Linked DNA regions of Mus musculus: all the other regions are linked to region 4. Evidence: chromatin loops called from intact Hi-C (ENCODE). Cell type or tissue: heart. All regions are shown on one strand.

What was found. Peaks named below come from ENCODE experiments on the same cell type or tissue, not always from the same donor. Only the 100,000 strongest peaks of a DNase experiment are listed, where the experiment ranks them.
Region 1: it touches region 4 in a loop (2.3-fold over the local background); 4 of 42 quality-filtered maps call a loop at or near these places.
Region 2: it touches region 4 in a loop (2.6-fold over the local background); 2 of 42 quality-filtered maps call a loop at or near these places.
Region 3: it touches region 4 in a loop (3-fold over the local background); 6 of 42 quality-filtered maps call a loop at or near these places.
Region 5: it touches region 4 in a loop (2.2-fold over the local background); 3 of 42 quality-filtered maps call a loop at or near these places.
Region 6: a loop joins it to region 4, with 2.4 times the contacts of the local background. A loop is called at or near these places in 3 of 42 quality-filtered maps.

Annotation. Positions count from the first base shown.
Region 1 is chr15:97,185,998-97,189,997 of GRCm38, forward strand. Gm33253 (a long non-coding RNA gene) reads left to right here. Exons shown (of 4, transcript XR_003951518.1): 3 at 2,111-2,367. It overlaps Gm33205 (a long non-coding RNA gene), which reads right to left. Exons shown (of 4, transcript XR_875636.1): 4 at 1,418-1,821. Among named protein-coding and RNA genes, the nearest start is that of Gm33253, 5.0 kb to the left of the region's middle. In heart, CTCF peaks have their summits at 281 and 2,016 (motif pointing left); no DNase peak of the experiment used is centred here; H3K27ac peaks cover 247 bases.
Region 2 is chr15:96,797,035-96,801,034 of GRCm38, forward strand. No RefSeq gene overlaps it. Among named protein-coding and RNA genes, the nearest start is that of Gm32564, 20 kb to the right of the region's middle. In heart, no CTCF peak of the experiment used is centred here; a DNase peak (open chromatin) is centred at 2,457; H3K27ac peaks cover 668 bases.
Region 3 is chr15:96,747,596-96,751,595 of GRCm38, forward strand. No RefSeq gene overlaps it. Among named protein-coding and RNA genes, the nearest start is that of Slc38a2, 50 kb to the left of the region's middle. In heart, no CTCF peak of the experiment used is centred here; DNase peaks (open chromatin) are centred at 1,676 and 3,836; H3K27ac peaks cover 3,418 bases.
Region 4 is chr15:96,698,570-96,702,569 of GRCm38, forward strand. It overlaps Slc38a2 (solute carrier family 38, member 2), which reads right to left and starts at 1,159. Exons shown (of 16, transcript NM_175121.4): 1 at 839-1,159; 2 at 46-248. The coding sequence starts at 161. In heart, a CTCF peak has its summit at 1,779; DNase peaks (open chromatin) are centred at 342, 452, 1,182 and 1,722; H3K4me3 peaks cover 2,638 bases; H3K27ac peaks cover 2,618 bases.
Region 5 is chr15:96,811,533-96,815,532 of GRCm38, forward strand. No RefSeq gene overlaps it. Among named protein-coding and RNA genes, the nearest start is that of Gm32564, 5.2 kb to the right of the region's middle. In heart, no CTCF peak of the experiment used is centred here; a DNase peak (open chromatin) is centred at 2,119.
Region 6 is chr15:96,776,695-96,780,694 of GRCm38, forward strand. No RefSeq gene overlaps it. Among named protein-coding and RNA genes, the nearest start is that of Gm32564, 40 kb to the right of the region's middle. In heart, no CTCF peak of the experiment used is centred here; a DNase peak (open chromatin) is centred at 2,137; H3K27ac peaks cover 1,798 bases.

The DNA of each region.
Region 1 (4,000 bases), 490 kb after region 4:
ATCCAGATAAAAGGACATAGACCTCAGCAGGATTCATCTTGAGCCTACTTCCTTGTGCTATCCCGATGTCAAAATTCCTGCCAAATTCCTAGAAGGCAGCCCCAAAAGCTCTTCACACAAAGCTTTGAAAAAAATCTTTTGTATCAAACTTCGTTTATGAAACCTAACCCGTTCCCTCACGGGTTTATGGGTTGTGTCAGCCTCACATGGAGTCCCCCTTTAACCTCGCTTGCCCGCTGCCTTCCTTCAACCCTATCAAAAGCCGCGAGCTCCTCCTGGTGCCCAGCCAGTTCCTTGGGATGTGGGGTGCAGATGATTGGTCTGAAACTGGAGGCAAACTGAAGCCCAGGTCTTAGCAAAATAAAAGTTCATTTCTCACTCACATAAAATCCAAAACAAGGCTTTCTGGCTGCATGGCAAAAGAGGGGTGGAGATGGAGGAAGACCCTTACCCATACTGTCATTTGAAACTCTAAAGTGGGAGTCTCTAGGACTTTCTCTATGGGGCCTCTAAGATCATCCAGGATGCCCCTGCAGCTGCAAAGGGCGAAAGCCCAGAGAGCGTGCCATTACTTCAAGTCACATTCCACTGACAAGAATTACTCAGAGCCCCATCTGGTTGTAAGGGAGGGCTGGGCTTAGAAAAACAGGTTGAGATTTGTGTGTGTTGTCAGAAAGACAGTCTGCCATCTTTGCTATAGCAAAGTACAAAGGGAGAAAGAAATGAACCACACCCAGGACAGCGAGCAGGCTTGTCGTAGTTAGAAATCACGTCTCTGGGAGAGGAAAATAGGTAGACAAAGGCAGGTAGCTATTAGAGGAAGATTCGTGCCTACTAGTTAAGAATTTTACTTTGAGTTAGCCATGAATTAGACCTTGAAAGAAGCATCAGTCCCACGTGCCTTCCTAATAAGGAAATTCATGATTTTAAAAAGGAGCCGTGGCGTCACTAAGGACTCTTCATGAAACCCTCACAGCCTTTCCAGTTCCCGTCAGTCAGTGTGCGACTGCTGTGGTGGACTTTCAGAACATTGCTGGGGATGGTGGACTGCCATCCATGTTCATTCCTGCCTGTGAAGTTCTTGATTCTTCTCCTTTCTTCTGACCCTTACCATCTGTCTCTAAATTCCCCGGCACACCCCCTGATCCCTCACCCCACCCCCTACCCCACCCCTGCCGCCATGACTGCTGGGACTCATTTTGGCACAACAGTCGGCAACTCAGTGATTATCACCCATCTATTCAGTGCAGAGAAAATGTCATTTACTTCTCTAGGCCTGTATGACATTGCACCAACCATAAATTAATCTTCACCACACAGCACTCGAGGGTGACATTTTGACACCTTTTTTAACATGTCAAAAAAAATACAATTTCCTTTCAAATAAGTCAATACAAAAGATTTGTCACTGTTCTCCATGACAATTTATTACATCTTGATCAACATTCCCTATTTTTAGGGGGCCAAGCGGGGAGGAATCTTTGACTTTATAATAGGGATCAACGGGAAAAGGAAATTTGCTTCATAGAAATTCACATCTGCAGTCAACTTTAGTCTTTAATTCTTTTATTTAGTGTGTGTGTGTGTGTGTGTGTGTGTGTGTGTGTGTGTGTGTGTGTGTGATATAGCGCACGTGTGCAAGTCAGAGGACAACTTGCAAGGTTGCTTCCCTCCTTCTGGCTTGTGGGTTCTGAGCATTGAATTCGGGTTGTCCGGTTTGGAGATGAGTGCCTTCTCCTTCTGAGCCATAATCTTGCAGGCTCCACAGTCAACCTTCCGACACTTGCACTTGCTCCGTAATAGAGATGTAGGGGCTTCGTCCTTAAAATGTTTGTGGAGCAAACAGGAAGAACTTCTGAGTTTAGAACACATAAAAACACACATACACACACACTTGTACGCATAAGCCACATTTAAAAAAATAATTTAAAAACAACATAATAGTACATTCACTCTATCTACTGTTTTAATTTTCTGTAGATTTCAAAAATTTGATTTTTGGTCCCCCCATGCTGGAGAATCACTGTTGTTAGTGCGCCATCTAGTGGGTATGTTGCATGATTTAATTTTTTATTTTTTTTATTTTTTTTATTTTTTATTTTTTCCTTAGGCTTTGTTGGGGTAGAAGAGGCTTTCAACGATCCAATGAGCTCTCTTTGGAAGGACATGGGGATCAGACTGTTGTATAACACAGACAATGGCAAAATGTGGAATCATCCAAAAATTTACCAGCGAGCCACAGAAATCCTTACTTAGTCAATATAATTGAAGAATGAAAGATCAGAACAAGTCAACGTATTCGTTGGGTGATCATACAGAAGGCACAAATCACCTGCACACCAGCAGTTTACCTAAAGCCTAAATACGGTAAAATGTGTTTGACACTACACGTAAATTATAGTTAGCTTTATTCTTGATCTGAAAGGATACTTTTAGGTCCCCACAGATCTACTCTTTAAATAGATATGCTCTATGCTAAAGAACCAAGGTGTGTCTCTGAGCTTTCTGCTTGCTTAAAGTTAAAGTTAAAAGTGATGATCTTGTATTTGTCAAGGAGCAGGGTGTGAAGGACGGTGCGTTTGTCACTTTAATTGACCCTTTGCGGATCTATACCTATTTTCACACGCTCCTATATATTGACGTTTAGTACTGAATACTCAATAAAGACAGAGATAAATGAGAGCCATTTGTGCTGCTTAGTTATAGACTGGCCTTCAGAGCCCTGCTTTTCCATCGCTACGTAAAGGGGGAGGGGCTTCCTTCCGCAGCTCCGTGGTCTTTCACAGACAGTGTATGAGGGAAGGCACAGCGGCTGTATGCGAGGACAAAACCACAAAATCGTGCGCAGCGGCCATGTAAAGATAATATGGAGAACGGGCATAAGAATGGGTGGCCGCATGCTCGCCCAGACACAGAGCAGACACTGTGTCACTCTTACCATGACAGATGTTGCAATCATGATTATGAAGGAACCATTGTCACGTATGCAATTGTTGCAGGAGACTTGCCTTTAAGTAGACGCTGAGAAAGGGAGACCAGAACCTGTCACTCACATTCTTAATATGGGGGAGGGGAAACACTCTGATGCTTTGCCCCCTTTGATCTTGTCAGCAAACTGGCAGAGAGCCTTTGACAAGTGAAGTGTCTGGAGTTAAGTAAGACCCACTCCTGAGTAAGACCTAAGTGTCTGATTCCGAAGGCCCTGTTCACAGATGTGGCCGAAAGTACCTTAAAGCCATGTACCGGATGCACACACTGTGTGTGATTCTCAATGACACGCACTCAGGAGCCGGGGAGCCAAGCGGACTTTTCCTAGTTGCAGCAATGAAGCCATCAGGTGGGCAGAGCATCCACAGCAGTTAACCTGGACATGCTATCGATTGGGTCAGTAATGGCTGACCTGCTGATGTGGCAGAAGCCAGGCTTACAATCACTGGGGAAACATGATCTTTAAATGCTGAGGTAGATACATGCTTTGCCAGGGTTTTTAAAGGATGTAGATATCACCATTCGGGCATATTTACTCCTTCAGGTTTCCTCCCAATGACCAACATCCAGAATGTCTTATAACATGCATTACCGTACAGCAGTTTTAACCAATGTCCGTTACCAATGTCCGTTAGACCAAGATATCAGGTTAGTAATTTTACCTGACACGAGCGCTGTGCCATACAATGGCCCAAGTTTGAAGGTTGAGACCTCAAGGATAAAGTTCTCTGTTGTTATCATGTACAATTTATAAAGTGTGTTCATTTGTACTGCATGCTTTTCTAAGCTACATACTAGCTCAGCACCATGCTAAGCCACTGGCTTAAAAGATCATAAATAGCCCAGAATGCATTGATACATTGCAACCAGAGAATAATTGGGTAGAGTTTGTTGAAAGTATTCTGAAGATCAAATCCTTGCAAGTAGCCAGCTGCTCAAGTCTCTTCCTCCCTGGCCAAGCAGACGCCAACCCTGGGGCCAGGGATGGATTGTCTCTGGACTAAGCCCATCC
Region 2 (4,000 bases), 98 kb after region 4:
GTTCTGCTGTCAGGAAAGATGATGACGTCTAACTGGCATCCAAAAGTCAGAGGTGGAGACTAGAAGCCTCCTTTTCCAGAGCCAGCCAGTCAATTGACGAAGAATAACCAAGTGCACACACAATGACTTCTCCATGGAGACAAGGCAGAAGACCATGACTGAAGAACCAATGGCTGGTAACATGAGGCCATCTGGTTGTGCAAGCAAGAAAAATAGGTTATGGGGTTCAAAGGGGATTGCTGTCTTGGGTTAAATTTAAAATAGAAGTTATTTGAGCCTCGGGATTCTGAGTTTCGCATCTTGAATAAGAGACCAGGCCAGCCTCTCTGTTTTTGAGGTCATGGATATTATATTATGTTATGTATGATGTTCTTAAGAGGAGGGCTAGAAGAAGAAGAAGCTATACAAAAGCCCAACCCCCTCACAAAGTTGCCTATTGTTGTAGCTTTGTCCTTACATAAAGTCACCTGTGTATCTAGAGAGGCCATCTTTAAGGATCAACAGTTGTCAGAGTCAACAATGACACTAGGAATCACTGAATTTAGAGGTCTTCCAACCTGGGTGTCTGTCAGAGTCTCCCACACTGTGTAAAAATATCTTTAGACGCACAGATTCTATTCTCAAGTCACCCGGGCCCTTACATCATTCTTGGTTTGCCGAGAAAGAGAGTGGCATTCAAAGGGTTAAAACACTGCTTCCCAACCCCCATCCCCAACTGTGTTACTCTCCAGCTTAATCTTTATTGGCTGTATGCCCAGGCAAAAGGAAAAAAAAACCATCATATTTGGGAGGCGTCCAAAGATAGTTTTATTTTAGTTTTTTATGACAGAAAAGGAAGGAAATATACAATCAAATTCAGACAAAATTCTATGAATACATTTGTGGGTAAGTTGAATAGAGAAGTTTGCAGCTATAATTTTGTGATAGATAAAGCTACAATTTCAGCTTGGTGGTGGTGGTGCACACCTTCAATGTCAGCACTTGGGAGGCAGAGGCAGATGAATCTTTGTGAGTTCAAGGCCAGCCTGGTCAGCAGAGCTAGTTTCAGGACAGTCAGGGCCACACAGAGAAACCCTGTCTCTAAAACCAAACAGACAAAAAAGCTGAACTCTCTCTTTAGCTGGGTGTGGTAATATAACCCTTTAATCCCAGTACTAGGGAGGCAGAGACAAGCAGATCTCTGAGCCTAGTCCACAAACTGAGTTCCAGGATAGCCAGGGCTACATAGAGAAACCTTTTCCCCACCCTCTTTCTTCCACAGGGTCTCATGTATCCCAGACAGGTCTTGAAACCACCCGGTCATTGAGGACAGATTTCAACCCCTTTCCATATCCCCTTGCTCTGACCTCCTAAGTGTTCAGATTACAGAAGTACTATACCCAGATTATGAAGTGCCAGGGATCAAATACAGGGCTTTGTGCTGAGCAAGCACTCTACCACTGAGCTAAACCACAAATCACCAGATCCCCACCTGACCCCCCCCCAAACAACAGCTATGCACTTTTTTTTTTCAAGACAGGGTTTCTCTGTGTAGCCCTGGCTGTCCTGGAACTCAGTCTGTAGACCAGGCTGGCCTTGACCTGCCTACTTCTGCCTCCATGGCAGGAGCCAATAAGGCCTGGCCAACTATGCAATTCCTACATTCTCATTTTTTGTCTATTAAGTTCTGAAATATGCTTATTTTATGGGTTTTCCACATCATGGCTGATAAAATGTTAGGCACAGAAATATGAATTATAGCACAACCCGAACATAGGTAAATCAGGCTTACAGTTTTAAAACTTTTTAAAAAAGATTTATTTATTTTATGTATGTGAGTACACTGTAGCTGTATAGATGGTTGTGAGCCTTCATGTGATTGTTGGGAATTGAATTTTTAGGACCTCTGCTCACTCGCTAGCTCTGGTCAACTCCGTTCACTCAGGCCCAAAGATTTAGTTATTATTATAATTAAGTACACTATAGCTAACTTCAGACGCACCAGAAAAGGGCATCAGATCTCATCATGGGTGGTTGTGAGACATCATGTGGTTGCTGGGAATTTAACTCAGGACCTTCGGAAGAGCAGCCAGTGCTCTTACCTGCTGAGCCATCTCGCCAGCCTCCAGGCTTACAGATCTATACGATGAAACAGAGAGAAATTGTGTCTGATGTAGCACAATAGGAAAAATTTATTACAATTATTAGGAAATGTAAAGATCTTGATATTTGAGTCAGTGTGGAGCCAACAGACTCATCCTCTACCCAGGATCCAGCATCCGAGGTCCTGCACTGTCTTCTTGTCCCTCTGACAATGATTGACACCATGTTTACACGCATGCTCAGGAGCATGCTCTCCCCTCTTACCAAACAGAACTTCCTTTTGGATAACGAGTCAGCATGCTGAGTGTCTATAGCCCAGGGAAGTGCTTCCTCGGTGGTGGAGATAGGGAACCTAGCTGCCAGGATAAATATCCACGGCCCAGTGTGGTTGCTCAAAGCGCTGGAGGAGAGAAATGTAAGACATGAAACTGCTTCCCCACCTCCCGAGCAGTCGGCTTTGTTGGACAGCAGGGCCGGCGTGCTCCTCAAAGCAGCTCGAGTAACGGTGGTCCTGTCTCACTGTTAGGTTGCTTGGCAATCACATTAGGCCTTGCCTCTACAGAACATGCCAGATCTCTCTGGAGACAAAGAGTTTCCCAAAGCTCTAAGACCAGTCTCAGGCCTGAGATTTTGACTGGTCTGAAGTTTGTCTCAGGGGCCGTTGTAGCTTTCTCTCGACTGGGAACAGAGGAAATGCTCCTCAGGTTTGGTGGAGGACAATTTAGAGAAATTTTGCTTTGTTTTAATTTTTCTGGTGCTATTATTGCAAGTCACTGAAACAAACAGATCCTTTTAATTTACATGGGAACTAAGCCACAGTCATACAACTGTGGTTTGTATGTCTGCTGCAGGAATGGCTTTGTTCTGTTTTCCAGGAAGCAGGGGCACCATGACCCTTGATTCTATGACCCTTAATTCTGTGACTCTTGGTTCTATGACCCTTTATTCTCCGACCCTTGACTCTATGATTCTAGGGTGTTGTTTCTGTCATAATAGAATATTAAGCATTATTGGTTAGCTACAGTTTATGCTCAGAGAAAAGTCTGCAGAGCTTACATGGTCTTCTTGATGTTTCATATACTATTGAGACAGCTTTGTGCTTATAGGAGTTGGTTTATTCTCATTTGGTCTGTTAGATAATGATGATAGTTTGAGTTTGTTATTAGCTGTTAAAAATTCATTATGTCCACATAGACCAGAGAATCTTCTTCTTCCTCTTGTTTCCAGGCATCTGATTTCTTTCCAAACCATTAGTCTCATATATACATATATATATATATACACACACACACACACACACACATATATATTTATTTATTTCTAAGTATATTGTATGCTCACAAGTATATGGATATATACATATTTGTGCATTTACAAATCCATTATGCAGATGGCTGCATGCTATCTAAATATGCTATTCTTCTCTGAATCTTGCCAGATGCTGGAGGTCTAAAGGCATAACTCAGCCTTAGCCTTCCACCAGGGCATTTAGTTTGTTTCCAATACTTAGCTGTTACAAGCAAAGCTGCATGTCACCCGTGAGAATGTATCACCAAATAAACACTGGGAGTCAGTTCCAGACCCAAATAAGTTCAGTGATGATTGTCAAATTGTCTTGGTTGGAGATGGATCAGCTCTTGCAGACGAAGGTCATTCAGACCCTCTCCAGGTCACTCCCACCTACCTGTAACTCTGCCTCTGAGGGGGGAGATTCAGACCTTTTCTGGTCTCCATGTGTTACAGGTACACATGTGAGCACAGAGCCACACACCTATACATATAATTAAATAAAATCAAATCCTCAAAAGATTTTGACCTTTGCCAATCAGATTGTTGAACGATGATCTCATTGCAGCTTAAATGTGGGTTTTAAAGAATTACGTACGGATGGCACAGTGCCTCTTTGGAGCTGTTAAAG
Region 3 (4,000 bases), 49 kb after region 4:
GGTGGGAGGGACGTAGCGAGAAACTAACGAAAGCTCTGACCTTTCCATCCAGAAAAACATCCTCAAATAGACGCGTGTATTTTTGCATGTAGTATTGGACATGGCAAACACTCCATCTGTGGACCTCAGATTAAGGACCTTAATATAGCTAGCTCATTTATTTACTCATTTCCAGTGCCGGGCAAGCACCGTGCCATGGAGCCACACCCCCTGCCCCTGTACTGTAGCATTTGAATGTGACATAGGACTTCAAGTTTATTTTTGTTTCTTATTTCTGCAACGTTCAATAAAATCATGTCTCACGGTTTCATCCCCACACCCGGAACTCCTGAGATAAACAAAGGATTTTCTTATTTCATTTTAACTGCTTTAGAGAATTTAGGGCTTCTGAGATGAAATGATGGCTGAGCCTGCCTGACTGAGCAAAGGCTTGACACTGGAAGTCAAGCCCTGTCTTCTGAGGTTGAACTGATCTTTCTGCCTCTCCCATGCTAATGGGAGTCTCAGGTCTTCAGGCTTGGGACTCTCTAGAGCTGAGTAACACCATGTTTGGCTGAAACATTTAGTGTTGGGCCTGACATCACCGTGGCAGCTCATGCCCACGTAGTAGCGTGGTCACTCAGTGGATGCTTGTTCATAACACTTAAACTTGGTTTGCAGTGTTGCTAAGATACTGACATTCCATTGTTTATCTACACAATTTTACATCAGGTCAAGGTTTGGGGAACTACCTGGTTGCTTTGGTCAAGGCGGTTGCTGGTAATTGTTGCTTTTAAGGTTTTTTTTTTTTTTTTTTTACTACCTAGATTACGTGAAAAATATTTGGTATATGTATTTGAGGATTTTTTAAATGCCTTTACTACAGAGTTGTTTTTTGTTTTATTATACCAAATAGTATTTGTGAGGACCATTAAGGCTAACAGGGAGAGACAATGTCACAGAGAATAATTCCTTTGGGACAAGTCTAAGAAGATCATTCGCTCAGGTGCCTCTTTGGGCGCCATTTGTTGTTCTCCCAGTAGGGCAAAGCAAGGCCTCTCTTTATTCACTTGCCTTCTTTTGATGACTCAGTGATAGCAGCTAGCGCATACTTTGCATATAGCCACTTAGTTCTAAAGTACACAGACTTCTCTCTGTTAGTAAAGAAACCCACAGGTTCTGGGCATTTCTCTGCGAAGATATTTTATTAGCCACTGTGGCTTGGGATTAATGTCTTTGTTAATTAGAGATTAATCTGCTGGGTCTGAGGAAGAAGAGAGTGGGATGTGAGAGAGAGGAATAAATGCAGAGTTCTCTGGGAATCTGGCCACTAGAACCACGGAGAAGGCTCAGAAGCTGTGGCCTGGGCTTCCTGGGCTCTGAGCTGTGTTGCTGTGCACGGGTATGCTCTCCTCACCTTCAAGAAGCCTGTGAGGTGGTCAGCGTCACCACCTGCTGCTAACGTAGGAGGGAACAGACTCAGAGACGTTTTCATAAGTACCTCAAACAATGGACACTGTTAGCAAATATAACAGTCAGAATTTGAACTCAGGAGCATTGAGGCCCCAAGCCTCTCTCTGTGTGTGTGTGTGTGTGTGTGTGTGTGTGTGCAATCATGCCGCCTACAGCCATCTGAGCAGTGCTGACACTGTAGTAATTCCTCCCCGTTTGTTTCTGGTTAGCTGCCCGGCATTCTTCTCAGAGCATGTGCCACAAACTCCTGGTTTATTTTCATTCAGAGATAAGAGCACACGGAGCTGCAGGTCCTTTTATGGCGTGTTGGAATTTATTCTGTATTTACTACTCGCTGTGCATCAGAACGACGTGATTAGTTGAAAATAGAGGCATTAATGCCCGTGTGGGATCTGAATAATGCATGATGTGTAAATTTCTGGTTTCTCTTTTGGAACACGCTAATTTGTGTTTGTCTCTCCTGTGCTTCTGGCAGAGCATGGAACCTTCAAGTATTAAAATCAAGGAACGGCTAGGGTACGGTTTTCTATACTCCATGAGAGGAGAGCTGTGAGCCTGGGGACAGATCCAGTGACCTGAGATTGCAGCTCCTACCCGTGCCCCTCTGGGGACAGCCACAGTGGTCTGAAGGTGTGTGAAGAGGACTTTGCTCCACCAGTCACCACCCAGTCTGTTTACTGGGTAACATCTGCCACAGGGCTCTGGGAAGAACACTTTAGTGTAGTTGAGCTTTGGCTGGTATTCTCTGTCTCTATCAGTCAGTCAGTCTGTCTTTCTATTTGTCTCTGTCTCTCTCTCAACAGGTTCCCATAAGCTCAGGACTGACTGTGAACTCTTGATCCTCCTGCCTCCCCCTCCAAACTCTGGGATTATAGGCGCTTGTACTACGCCTGGTTTAGCAGTTTGTCTTCTGCAACGTTAAAAAACAATGTTACAGGTCTGGAAACTTTATGAAGGTCCTGCCCAGCACTAGATAATCATTTACTGATCTGCTACAGGAAATACAGCGATAACCTACTCTTTTCTTCTGCTTTCAAGGAACCTATGAACTAGAGGAAGAGAGTATAGAGATAAATTCCAGCCTGGAGGTGTCCATGGTCAGAGTCACGAGGTCAAATGAGGGCACAACAGAGAGGTGCCCGGCATCACTAGAGGTGTCAGGGGAAGTGTTCCAGAGAGGAATAATCTATTCCTAGTTAGGCTGGCCATGTAGTTTGTGGGGCCCAGTAACTGAAGATGTTCATTCACTCAAAGATTATGAAGACTTTTAAAATATCACAGCTAATATGGGCACTTCAAACCGAAGATCCTTCTACTTAAAAGTGCAGTCCCCCAGGGTGGGGTGTGGGGAATGGAATATGGAGTGTAAAAAATAAATTAATTTTAAAAATCTTTTTTTTTTTTTTTAAAAGAGGTTTTGGATGCTAGCAAGATGGCCCAGTGGGTAAGAGCACTGACTGCTCTTCTGAAGGTCCTGAGTTCAAATTCTAGCAATCACGTGGTGGCTTACAACCATCTGTAATGAGATCTGACGCCATCTTCTGGTGTGTCTGAAGCCAGCTACAGTGTACTTATATACACTTATAAAACTTGAGGTTAAATAAATAAATCTTGCGATAAATAAATCTTTGGACCAGAGCAAGCAGGGACTGAGAGAGCAGAGTTGACCAGAGCGAGCAGAGGTCCTAAAAATTCAATTCCCAACAACCACATGAAGACTTACAGCCATCTGTACAGCTACAGTGTACTCATATACATTAAATAAATAAATAAATAAATAAATAAATAAATAAATAAATAAATCTTTTTTGTTGTTGTTTTTTGAGACAGGGTTTCTCTGTGTAGCCCTGGCTGTCCTGGAACTCACTCTGTAGAACAGACTGGCCTCGAACTCAGAAATCCACCTGCCTCTGCCTCCCAAGTGCTGGGATTAAAGGTGTGCGCCACCACTGCCCAGGTATAAATAAATCATTTTTTTTAAAGTGTAGCTACCACAGTGGGAAGCCAGCCTGGGCACCAATGCTATTTGTTTCTTTTGAAACATTGTTATAACCTAATTACAGTCCAAGAGAATGTATTTAAATCGTCTTGGTGTGGTCCTGGTAGTCTTTGGGGGGACCAAGGACATCAGAAAGGGTCATGGGGATGGTTGTTTATTTTTTGCTTTTCCCACACAGATGGGCAGTTTCTGGGAAGTTTTGGGGGGTGATAAATACAACCTCCTTCTGCAGCCTGCGCCCCTAAAAGGAATAGTACATCAGTGGCAAAAGGCAAGTTATTATTAGTATGTTTGCTGGCAACGGGAGAGAAACCCCACCTGCCAATGAGAAAAAGCAGAGCGTGTGTCACCTGTGGCATACCGTTTTCATGCCATCATCCCTGTAGCACGGCCTGTCGCTGTGCTATCTATAGATAGTGCCCTGTGTGGAGGGACACTGCTAATGACAGGCTTGGTCACACATTGGTCACGTAACTCACTTTGGCTATCGGAGCAAGAGGAAGCCATTTGAGCTGGGTCTGAGGAGAAGTTCTGGGCCAGTTCTTCAAA
Region 4 (4,000 bases):
CTGGCTTTTTTTTTTTAATTTGCAAAGCACATTTCTTTTTCCCACCTTTTCAGAGCAGCCTGCTTGGTGGGGTATGAGTAGTTGAAGTCACTGTTGGAGCTGTAACTGCTGCTGTCCTCATCCGGGGAGATGTTGAACCTTCCCATTTCGGTCTTCTTCATGCTGCTCGGGAGGGACGGACGGTGTGCGGCTCGCTCGCGGCGCGGGCTTCCTTTTGTCCTTGGCGGCGCACTGGCCCTCGAGGCTGCCTGCGAAGGTAGAAGGCGGCGCGTCAGGACTGCGGCGCGCGCCCGCCCGCCCCCCCCCCGTACCACGTGACGCCGCCGAGCGGCGCAGCGCGGCTGATTCATCCCCCGCCAGGCGAGTGGAAAAGTACCAGGCGAGCGAGGGGCGGGGGCGCGGCGAGGGGCGGAAAAGTACCGACGGCGGGGCCGCGAGAACAAAGATGCGCCCGCCGAGGCGCCCCTCCAGCCGCCCCGGCGCTGAGCCCGGTCCCCCTGCCCCAGCCGGGGCTTGTTTACAGGGCGCACGCCGAGCCTAGCCTCCGGCAAGCCGGGGACTGCCCCGGGTACCCGGTCACCCGCCCCTCCTCTACCCCGGGAGGAACTGATGCAATACCGAGGGGCGATTGATTGTCAAGCCCTCGCGCGGTTCGCCTTGCCCCACGCCCGGACCGGACGATTATTTTCGAGGCACAAGACCCGATTGCAAGCAGCCGAGCGGCCCGTGCGCGATTCCCCCTTCCCCCTAACGGGAGGCTGTGGCCGGGTGGCCGCAAGCCCCCGCTCCCGCCGCCGGCGCCGCCCGCGTCCCCGCCGCCGCCCCTCCCCCGCCTCACCTCGGTGCTCTCCCTGCGAGCTGGCCCACCTCACGGCAGCGTCTCCCGTGGGCTGTCTCGGTCACACACCAGAATTGTAAAACGAGGGAAAAAATGTAACAGTGACGGAGTCCTTTTCTTTTATTTTTTTTAATAAAAAATTTTTAAAATTTCCCCGTAATCCAACAACAGGCAGAAGAGGTGGATTTTTTTTTCCTCTTTAATTATTAAAGAAAAATGAAAAAAAAGAGCGGGGAATGGCGATCACGATCCTCCGGCGGAGATTGAGGGGTAGCGGCGCGGGCGACGGCGTGGCGCGGTGTGGAGCAGCTTCCCGAGCGCGAGTTATAGCGGCGGGGCGCCGCGTCAGTGGGCGGGGCGCGGGCGTTCGCCTTTGTGTATCAACAGCACCTGGGCTCCGCCTCCCTCCCGGTTGCCCCGCACCCCGAATCGGGGGGCCAGCCGCACCCCGCTTCCCCGCGGCTCGGGGCACTGCAGCCCCGTGGGTGGCCGCCACCCGCGGCTGCTGTAATTACGGAGCCGGATCCCTTAGATTCCCTCCCAGCCCGGTCTCCAACGCTGCGTTTCGGGGACGCAGCCGGCGAGTGTGCAGTACCCTACCCTCCCAGCCCCCCCCCCCATAACCATTCCCAGCCCGTGACTTAAGATTTGATTTACGTGAAGGGTTTTTTTTTTTTTTTTTCTCCCGCAGAACTTGGGCGGGCGCTGCCACGCTGCCCAGAGGGCCGGTTTGTGTTCTCGATCTTTCCACCTAGATGTGCTTTCACTCTCCAGTGCTAGCCTGGTGGTGAATGAGAGGCGGCTCGCAGTTGCGTGTCGGCATAGACTTTTGGGTTGCACGTGCCACAGCGTACTAGGGAGGGTTTGCGTTTGACCAGCAAGCCAGACACACCTTTAATAAAAGAACCTCGGGCTGGGTTCTTCCGAGGCCGCCCAGGGGCGCCCTGTTCCCTCTTGGTGGACACTTTCCCTCCTGCTACCACCCCACCCCTGGTGCTAGCGTCTCCCCGGGCTTCCAGCGAGAGCGCCCTCGTTGGAATGTAGGCCTGGAGCTTTCTCTACAGCCCAGATCCCTCGGTGGTGCTTTTGGTCTTGCAGAGCCGGGCGGCTCAGGGGGACCCCTAGACGAGAATATTCGGTGCTGCCGGAATGGCGAGGGCCCTTCCCTTTCGGTTGAACAAAGACCCCCGAGGAGAGCGAAATGCTGGTTGAATGAAAGAATAAACAAACGAGTTTGACCTGGTGCTCTCTTCCTTTGGGGGACGTGGGAGAGATTGGGCTGGGCATAGAGGAAAGGGTTGGGTGTGATCACACTTTTTTGCCTTCAATGTTTTCCTGAGGAAATCTGCAACACTGCCTATTTCCGTGGCACGAAAGTCTTGGGGTACCTTCAGCCCGTGTCAGTGTTCATGATTGACAGGGCAGGACCCTATTTCCCCTTTACACACTGTGTTCTTCATCCTAAACCTCTGGTCCGGTCAGCCATACTTAAACAATAGCCTTAGAATGAATGCTGCACGTCCCCTCGCCCCTCTCAAGGGCGGTGGTCACTCTAGACCTAAGGAGCCAGGAACGCCTTTTTTCGGCTTGCCTATAATTAATGCTCCCCTCCTCAGTCCTACTTTTGCAGTTCTGTTTTCTAAACCATGTGGTGTCCGGACTTCATAAACCTGTGCTGTCTTGCACAGTCCTCAGATTGTTCGAATTTGTTTGTAGTCTTGTATCGACAGTCTCCCCATGGAGACCGAACTCTCCTCAGAGGGGAGGTTAGGAATCTGACATATAATCGTAGCTAAAAAAGTCTTGATTACCTTACCCCGCCCCCCTCCCAACTGCACACCCTAGTAACATCGGATAAACTCCTGTCAGGAAACGCTTGGTGGTGGACTCAGGAATCCTGGGAAATTCCTTTCTATCAGGTTTCAACTGATAAAACTCAAAAGATCTTAAACCACTTTTTCATTCTAGGTAAATCTCTTGCCCTGTTAGAGGTATTCAGGAAGTTCTGTAGGTTATTGGTTATGGCTGCAATTTGGAATACAATTAGACCTATTGTCCTTTGGACTTTTTCCATGGTTCATACTGCAGGATAGTTAAGGAGAGAGGTGGGGAGGGAGAGAAGGACTGAGGGGAAGGGAGAGGAGAGGAGAGGAGGGAGAGGGAGAGGGAGAGGGAGAGGGAGAGGGAGAGGGAGAGGGAGAGGGAGAGGGAGAGGGAGAGGGAGAGGGAGAGGGAGAGGGAGAGGGAGAGGGAGAGGGGAGAGGGAGGGAGAGGGGAGGGAGAGGGAGAGGAGAGGGAGAGGGGAGAGGGGAGGGAAAGGGAGAGGGGAGGGGAGAGGAATAGATTTGGAGGCTTGTAATCTTTATCTGAATTTCCGGATGGTCAGAAACTGAATAGTACGTGACAATAACAATGCAAAGCAAAAAGGTGATTTTTCTATCACCACTTTGATTCTTCCCAGTAGTGAATCGAAAATGCGCGTTACTAGGCCTGGAGAGATGACTCAGTGGGTAAGAGCGCTGGCTGCTCTTCCAGAGGCCTCAGGTTCAGTTCTCAGCAGCAACATGGCAGCTCACTACTGTGCCCTAACCTGGTGAACAGGGAGACACAACTCTATCCCAGACACACTTACTCTATTAATGGCACGTCCTTCTAAAGCGGCCTGGTTTGTGTAGCGATTTATACACTGGAACTCTAACACTGCCATATTTAACTCCATCTGGGGGGTGGGGGGTGAATCGAAAGCCGTCTTCTGTCTTCTGTGGCCGTGGCCACAGCACACACCCGGTGCACAGACGTACACACAGGCAAAACTCCAATACACCTAAAAATAAATCTTTTTAAAAAAATTCTAACACAAGAGTTTTCCCACTGAGACCTCCACTGGGTTATTGCTGTTGTCCTGTGTCTAGAAGGCAGGAGACACAACTGTATCCCCAAATGTGGCAAAGCTGACGTGTCTGCATTTTTCAAACTGCAAAAGAGAGATCATGTGGTTGAGACTCAGTGGGCACCTACCAGCTTAACATTCTTCTTTAATGAGTAGGATATAAGGGGGAGAAAGCAGCGTCCCACCCTTAGCAGTACTAAGCACTTTGCTGTGAAGCTTGTGTGTCGACTAAATAGGCTGCGTTTGGGGTTGTGATGTAAAATGTACTTGCA
Region 5 (4,000 bases), 110 kb after region 4:
ACACACACACACACACACACACACATATTATTATTATTATTATTATTATTATTATTATTATTATTATTATTATTATCATTAATTAAGAAATACAGCCTGCTCAGTCTGAACGTTACTTATATGTATATGGTTTCAATGATGTCCACTTGGTATTAGATATGCAGTGGACATTTATCTTCTGGAACAATAAACCTAAATAAACTCTCTCTTCCATAAGTTGCCTTTCATTATGGTCTTTTATCACAGTAACAGAAAAGTAACCAATATGTTTTAGGAAGAGAGGCTCCCTTTATGGAGGTCATGTCTAATTTGGTGTCAGAATTTAGCTATCTATACTGCTATATAGGCGGAGATTCCTATTAGAACAGTGAAAGCAAAGCTGTATAATCAGACATGAACAAGTCCTGTGTGGCTGGATTACAGGACATTTAATATTAACAGAAAGTGGCTATCATGATGAACATGGGGAAAAGGAATGTCAGGGCTCAATTCATCACCTTACTGCTAGATGCTCCACCAGACAGCCCCAGAGGCATCCCAAACTCATGACATACTGAGTCTTCAAAAGTTGTTCTCCTCTGTGTGTCCTGTCTCGGTGCCATTGCCATTAAACCTACTATTGTCCATCGCCCCGCCTTTTCATTCTTCCCTTCCTGTTGATTGCTAAGTCTTGTTATTGTCCTTCCTAAATCTCTCTAGAATATGTCTGTCCTTAAGTCATGGATTCAAAGTAGCATCTTACCTAATCTAGTTTTCATACTATAACCATATCAATCACTGAAAAATAGGAATTCAATTATGTCACCCTTTTGAATTAAAAAACACACAGTGTTCCTGATAGCTCTGTTTTTCAAAACATGAGAATTTCTTGCTTTGTACTTGTTGGGCACCTGCAAATAACGTTCCTTCTATATAGGATTTCTTTTGTTCCCATCCTCTTCCACTTTCATATTGCATCCTTAGTATACAGTATATCTCCACCCATGACCTTTGCCACCGGCTGACATATGCTTGTCCCTTCCAGTAGCCTTGTGGGTGCTCTCAACTTTCCCCATCATACCACCCACTATAGTACACTGTAATGTGAAGTGGAAACTTAAGGGTTCTTTGGAAAGTCAGCTGTGTAAGATGTTGTTTTGCTGGGGCAAACACATGAAGTTCCCAAAGAAACACGGATAAAAGGATGTTTTTACAAAGGTAGACTCATGAAGGAATGTTTCACTGAAGCAGACACAGGTGAAAGGATGTTCTGCTAAAGCAAGCGCATGAAAGGACACGTGACGAAGGATTCCTGGATAACAACACACATGTATTGGTCTGCCTTATATTGCATAGTTGAGCTCAATTTGTCGGGATTCCGTAGAAAGAAATGCAACAGAAAACTTCTGGTAGTGTGCTGTAGCTTCTTACCACTTCTGCAGACTCTGGATGATTGGCAGAGTGGTGTCAGCTGATGCAGACTCTTGTGGAGTTTTGCTGAGACAAACCCATGTGCTAAGGCAAAACCCATAGTAAGGTAAGATCCGTGGAGGACACATGATGTTTGGAGGGAGTATAAGACCATCCTGGATATCAAATGTTTACATTATGATTCGTAACAGTAGCAAAATTACAGTTATGAAGTAGCAAGGAAATAATTTTATGGTTGGAGTCACCACAACATGAGGAGCTGTATTACAGGGTTACAGCACTCGGAAGGTTGAGAACCACTGCTTTAAAGGCAGGTGTTATTATCTTCGTTTTGGAAATTAAAAGTGGAAGTTACTGAGAATCTCTGGTAACACACTGAGGTTACACAGCTCTCAGGTGACAAAGACAGACAGCCTTGGGTACCTAAGTGAAAAATCCATTTTATTAATTTCCATGCCAGATGTAGGCTTGCTCGAGAACTATGTTCTAACAAGAGCATTCACAGAAGGTGTATACAACCATATTTTTTTTTCTGAGCTGAGTCCCTATCCATGCACTTACAAGACCAGCTCCTGTGTTCTAGGCTTGAAATGAAAATACCAGACCAGGCTGTCAACCTCATAAAGCTTTTTTAAAATGTAGAACAAGTCTCCTAGAAGGCACTGGCAGAGTGCTCCAGGAGTGGCTTCCTGTGTGTCAAAAAGGCTGTGTCTGTGGAAGGAAGGAAGCCTGGAGATTTCGAGTGCATGGGTGGGTCATTTTCTGCTCCAATGGATTCTACATTCTCTTTGTAATTGCCAGTCTATCTGGGTAGTGACCTTGTTTTTAATCTTACTTCAGGAACTACCACCCTGAATTGTGATCCTGCCATTTACACTGCCATTGTATTTGGTGGAAATTCTGGTGAATTGATGTCGTCATTGTCCAGTGGTTTGACGTGACTTCAGGGGTTCTGATTAGGCCACTTTAGCCTATGCCTGTCATCTTTATGATGGGTTGAATAGTTAAACAGAGTGCCTTTCATTTGTAAAATTCCAGACACTTGCCAGAATTCATTTCCTTTATTCTTTGCTACCTCTATCTTCACCAAGAGGGTGGCAATTGTTGGTTCTTTCTTAATGAGACAGACAATAGAGTTCAGGAGGTTAACGGCCTTACCTCTGTGTAACATCCGGGTTACAGTCAGCCAACACAATGGTGTTACACTTTGAATCAAAGTGTTTTGTCTTACTGGGGAAGAAATGTACATGGTACACTTAAGGATCCATAATGCTTTCATGAATATTCATTTATTTTTTTCAACAACTATTATGGAGACCTACTATGTATCAAACAGTAAGGAGTAGGAAATAAGACAAGCACATGACAAGAGTGCAGACGTGGGACAGGTGACATCATGGAAAGATATATGTTACATATATTCATAGAAGTAATGTTCTATAGTAAAATATCAATAACAGGATAGGAGATGTTTGGGATAGATGAAACGAGAGTCATCAAGGGCTTCCATGGGTTAAACAAGTTGAAATTATGAGCTCAAATAGTGCTTCCTTTAACTTGTTTATCTGAGGGGTTCTTTTTGTTTTGTTTTGTTTTGTTTTTGTCATGGTGATGGACAATTGACAGTTTTAAGGGGGAGTGAAGGAAACGTCTTGTTCATTTTTACAAGATCTCTTGGTTTGTCCTGCAGTGGTGGACTGAGGGAGATAGGAGAGTTGATTTTTTGGGTGTTGCCTTGTGTCAGACACTGCAAGAGTTTCTTATACATGTGTCTCACTCTTCAGAGTCCCGTGGTGTAATAATTACTATCTTCACTTTTCAAATATTGAAACTAGAAGGCTCAGTGTTCATCTCTACCTCACCCAAGGCTATTCAATCTGGGTGACACGAAAGTTTGATTTCATTAATTAACTTAATTTTAGTTTAATTCTAATGAATGTACTATTATACTGCCCCTTTTAAGCTTTGGTTTATCTTCAGAGTCTAATGGATTGCCTCCCATGGTTGTCCCCAGAGATTCTCAAACTGCTACGCTCCATGTGGTTTAAAAGAGAATGCCCACCATAGGCTCTTACATTTGAGTACTTCGACACTAATTGGTGGCATTGTCTGAGAAGGTTTAGGAGGCATGGCCTTGCAGGATTTGAGAGCTTAAAGCCTCACCTTGTGATAGTTTGTATATGCTTGGCCCAGGGAGTGGCTGGCCTGTTGGAGTAGGCGTGTCACTGTGGGCGTGGGCTATAAGACCCTCACCCTAGCTTCCTGGAAGTCAGTCTCTTCATACCAGCCTTCAGGTGAAGATGTAGAACTCTCAGCTCTGTCTGCACCATGCCTGTCTGGATGCTGCCATGCTCCTGCCTTGATGATAGTGGACTGAACCTCTGAACCTGTAAGCCAGCCCCAATTAAATGTTGTCCTTCCAAGACTTGCCTTGGTCATGGTGCCTGTTCACAGCAGTAAAACCCTAACTAAGACCCACCTAATTCCAGTTTGCTCTCTCTCCTTTGAGCTTGTGGTTGAGGATATGAGCTCCCATCTTCCTGTTTCTGATGTCTTGCCTCCCACTTGCTACGAGGCTTCCCCACCATGA
Region 6 (4,000 bases), 78 kb after region 4:
TCCTGCCCATCCTCTCCCGTGCCAGAAACTCATCTTTAAATACTTTTAATTGACTGCATCTTTCTGTTCTGTAATTCTAGCTTGCAAACTAAGCTCTCCTAAAAATATCATCCGATGACAAGTGCAGCCTGCTATGCTTTTAATTTCTCACGTCTTGGGTGACTTGAAGGTGCTTGTATCTCTCTAATCCCTTCAGCAACAGGGTGTAGGGTGGTTCCTCTCTGGGCGCTTCCTTCTTCCTCAGCCAGAGGGACAAGAGTCGCTTCCCTTTATTCTTATAGAAGTCATTACTTTTCAAACTCAGGCACAATTTCTTCTGATAGTTTCTCGCTTGAATTGTTGTTTCTGTTAATAATTCATTCCCCACTCCCTCTTTGTTAGTAGTTCTAATACTCTATTCTCGGCCTGTCCCCTACAAAGAATAGAAACCAGTATGAACCAGATCTTCAGGTAGGGTTTAATTAGTACAATGAGTGGGTTTTTTTTTTTTCATGCCTTCAGAGAAGAAAAGGCAGAAAAGAAACACTGATTTTAAAACTACACTATAAGTTCATAAGCATAACAACAATGGCCGTTCTATTCTTTGAAGCAATGGATTTTTTTTTTAATTTAAAATATTTTAAATATGTTTCCTTATCGATCTACTGGATGAGGGAGGCCTGTACAGCATAGGGCACATGCAGAAGTTAGAGGACAACTTGTGATGATGGGTCTTCCTTCTGCCATGCGGGCTCCAGAGGGTTGACTTCAGGTCACCAGCCTTAGTGTCCTTTACTTTCTGACTTGTCTTGCTGGTCCTGTGGCAATTTTTCTTGTACTTCAGGGTTAAAATGTCCTTCTTTCCTTGGCTTATAATTTACTTTTCTAGGACACTGTTCCATAAACACAATAGGAAGTCCCCCCCCCCCCATTATGTTTCTGTGCTGACCCCAAATAGCCTCTAGCAAGGCTCAAAACAAAGACACTCGGACTAAAGTTCCATACCACCAAATGGAAATTAGCTTACTCTATGACCACCTTGAGAAGTCAGGAGGGACGTGACAGCCATGTTGAACAAATGGGCCACTTTCTTTCAGTGTGACAGTGATGTTCTTCTTCCCTTCACTCTGACACACAAAGACTAATGGAAATGACACGGTGGTAGCCAGTCTTCTGTGGCTCTACTGATCTTCCCGGTTTCCACGAATTACAAAGAAAGAACAGAAACGATGTTTTTCTTAGTCTCTGCTTACTTCATCCTTTGCTGCCGGTGAAGCCGACCTCTGCTTCTCACCCCATTGGAATTCTGTCCACCTGATGGCATAAGGGGTGAGAAGCAGAGGTCGGCTTCACTGGGGGTCTGTATCCACTCACACCCCCAGAGAAAGCTAACTAAGATTGGTAGATTTAAAGGGATTTGCTGTTCGCGCCTTTTGACAGCGGCATGGGCTGGATCATCTTTGTTGCAGCGGATCTTGGTGGAAAGATTTGTCTTCAACAGTGGAGTCTGACCCTTCATCCTCCTCATTACGAGGTGGCACTCTTTAAACACCTTTCCTCCATGGTCCCTTGGCCTCTGGGGTTGAGAGTTCCAACATGGAGCCCTGTGCATTACAGTCTTGACAGCGCTCCTGATGGCTGCCCGGAGCCGGAGTTCTGTGCAACCAGGCCAGGGTGCACTTAGCATTTTGGTGTGCTTACACCAATTTCCCCTTGCACGGTTTAGTAACTGCGAGAACTGAAACACTTCCCCTGACTCTCCACATCAAAGTAGGGGGTGCTTCTAGCAGGAAGTAGGGTACAGTGTGCTTATCTGCATGCTGGGGTACAAGACGTGGAGGTCAGGGCCAGAGAGCTAAGGCTAGGCTTGGCTGTCTAGATACACACGCTGCACAGAATTAAGTGAAAAACAAAACAAAATCCCCCAGATCTGCATAGAAAGCTTAAGACCGCAATGGCTTATGTCTACTGATGCTATTCAAGGAATACATTAGATTGCCCCTGCATGATGAGCACCCACCATGCTCAGGCATTCACAGGAGCAGGCAGGCCCAGGTGCTTCAGAACTCCAGTGCGAACTGCGCATGCCCAGAACTCAAGCTTGTGTATCGCGCTGGTTCTTGCTTCTAGGATGAGCCTCCCCTTTTGCCGAAGTCTCGGCTTTGGCCACAGCCGGATTCTCTATTGCTCTCCCGTTTGGCGCCCCTGGGTTCCTGTCCAAATCTATTTTGGCAGTCATTTCTGTGGAGACAGGACTGTCTGTGTTGTTCAATGCTATATCTGTAACTATTAGCCTTTGGCAGAGAAGAATGTAAGAGCATGTTTAACAAATGATACGTGGAATTCTAGAAAGTGCTATTGGACGTAAGCAGCTTCCAAGAGATATTCTTGCATTTAGTAAGGTCAACATACTAGGAAAGGGGTTGTGTGGGTGGAGTGGGGGACGGGGCGGGGGGGGGGGAGACTAGGATACTTGAGAGCATTAGCAGAAACACACTGTAAATTTACAACTACAAAGGAAAACAAACAAATATGAAGGCTCATAACGCCTGATTTAGAAAATGGTTCTATTATACATAATGTTTCAAAAAAAATACAAATACAAACCTTGGTGTGCAGTTTAGCACTGAATTTAGGAAAAGAAATTGAATGGAAGACTCCATGCAAAAGCATCACACAATAAAAACTGAGCAAATATTGCAATTTTTCTCAAAGCAAACTTTGATGACGACTATTTCTTGTCTATTAATTGGTCTAGTGTCTAACGAAAGCAAGGCCAGGAAAGTTACCCTGTCCCATATTTTTAGAAGCACTTAAGTGACCTACCTAGTCTGACAGCGCCTTGAGAGCTAGGCCACGTCCAGAACGTTTTGTATCTTTGTGGAGCGTTTGATACATTCTTGCCACCCGCTCCTTTCTTTTAAGGAATCCTGCAGATCAAGTGTCCAGCCACAGTGGGATACTTGTTCTAAAGCAATCATCAGCCAGGTTAAGACAACATGAAAAGTATTTCTAAGTTTGCCAAGAGTTTGTTCCCACACTTCAGCCCAGATAATTTCTTTTGCTCCTTGTAGATGGTAGAGGCAAGTCTCTATGACATGCAGGATGCTTGACAGAGGATGTCACGTCAGGTTGAGTGACTGGCTTGTAATCCCTCGTGTTTTAGCAGAGTAATTAAAAAGGACAGGGAGATCCCTTTTGATCTTTGATTGAATATATTTATAAAACCTCTTATGGACCAAAGAAGCCCTATCTTACAGATAAAATATAAAGACATATATATTAAGCGTTAGAATAAGTTGAGATTTGGAGACATGGTGTGCTGTTTAGTTTTGTGTCAACTTAACACAAGCTAGCTATCACAGAGGAGGGAGTCTCATTTGAGAAAATGTCTCCATATGATTAGCCTGTAGGGAATTTTCTTAATTAGTGATCCACCCATGGTGGGTGGTACCATCCCTGGGCTGGTCGTCCTGGGGTCTATAAGAAAGCAGGCTGAGCAAGCCATAAGGAGCCAACAAGTAAGAAATCACTCCTCCGAGGCTTCAGCTCCTGCCCCCCAGGTTCCTGCCCTGCTCGAGTGCTTGCCCTGACTTCCTTCAGCGAAGGACTAGGAAGTGGACATGTAAGCTGAGTAAACCCTGAACCCCAACTTGGGTTTGGTCATGGTAGTCATCACAGCAGTAGTAAACTTAACAAAGCCAAAAGGTGCGAACTGCTGATGTTTATAACATTAACAAATTATGCAAAAGTTTTTATGTACAAAAAGCACAAACTTCTAATCGTTATTTTCTGTATCAGCTAAAGGAAACCGATAGAAGACTGTTTTTGCTTTAGGATTAGATTTATTTTAGGCCTATTTGTTGATTTTTTGGATGTGTTTCCAGCCTCCTGGGGGCAGAAGGATGTTCTGGCATTGGGAGGATGAAGTTTGAGATCTGTTTTGCACCTGGAAGGCTTGCACACACCTTAAGGGTCCCAGGGCTGGACCATGACTGGAATATCAGGGACGGTGTACCTG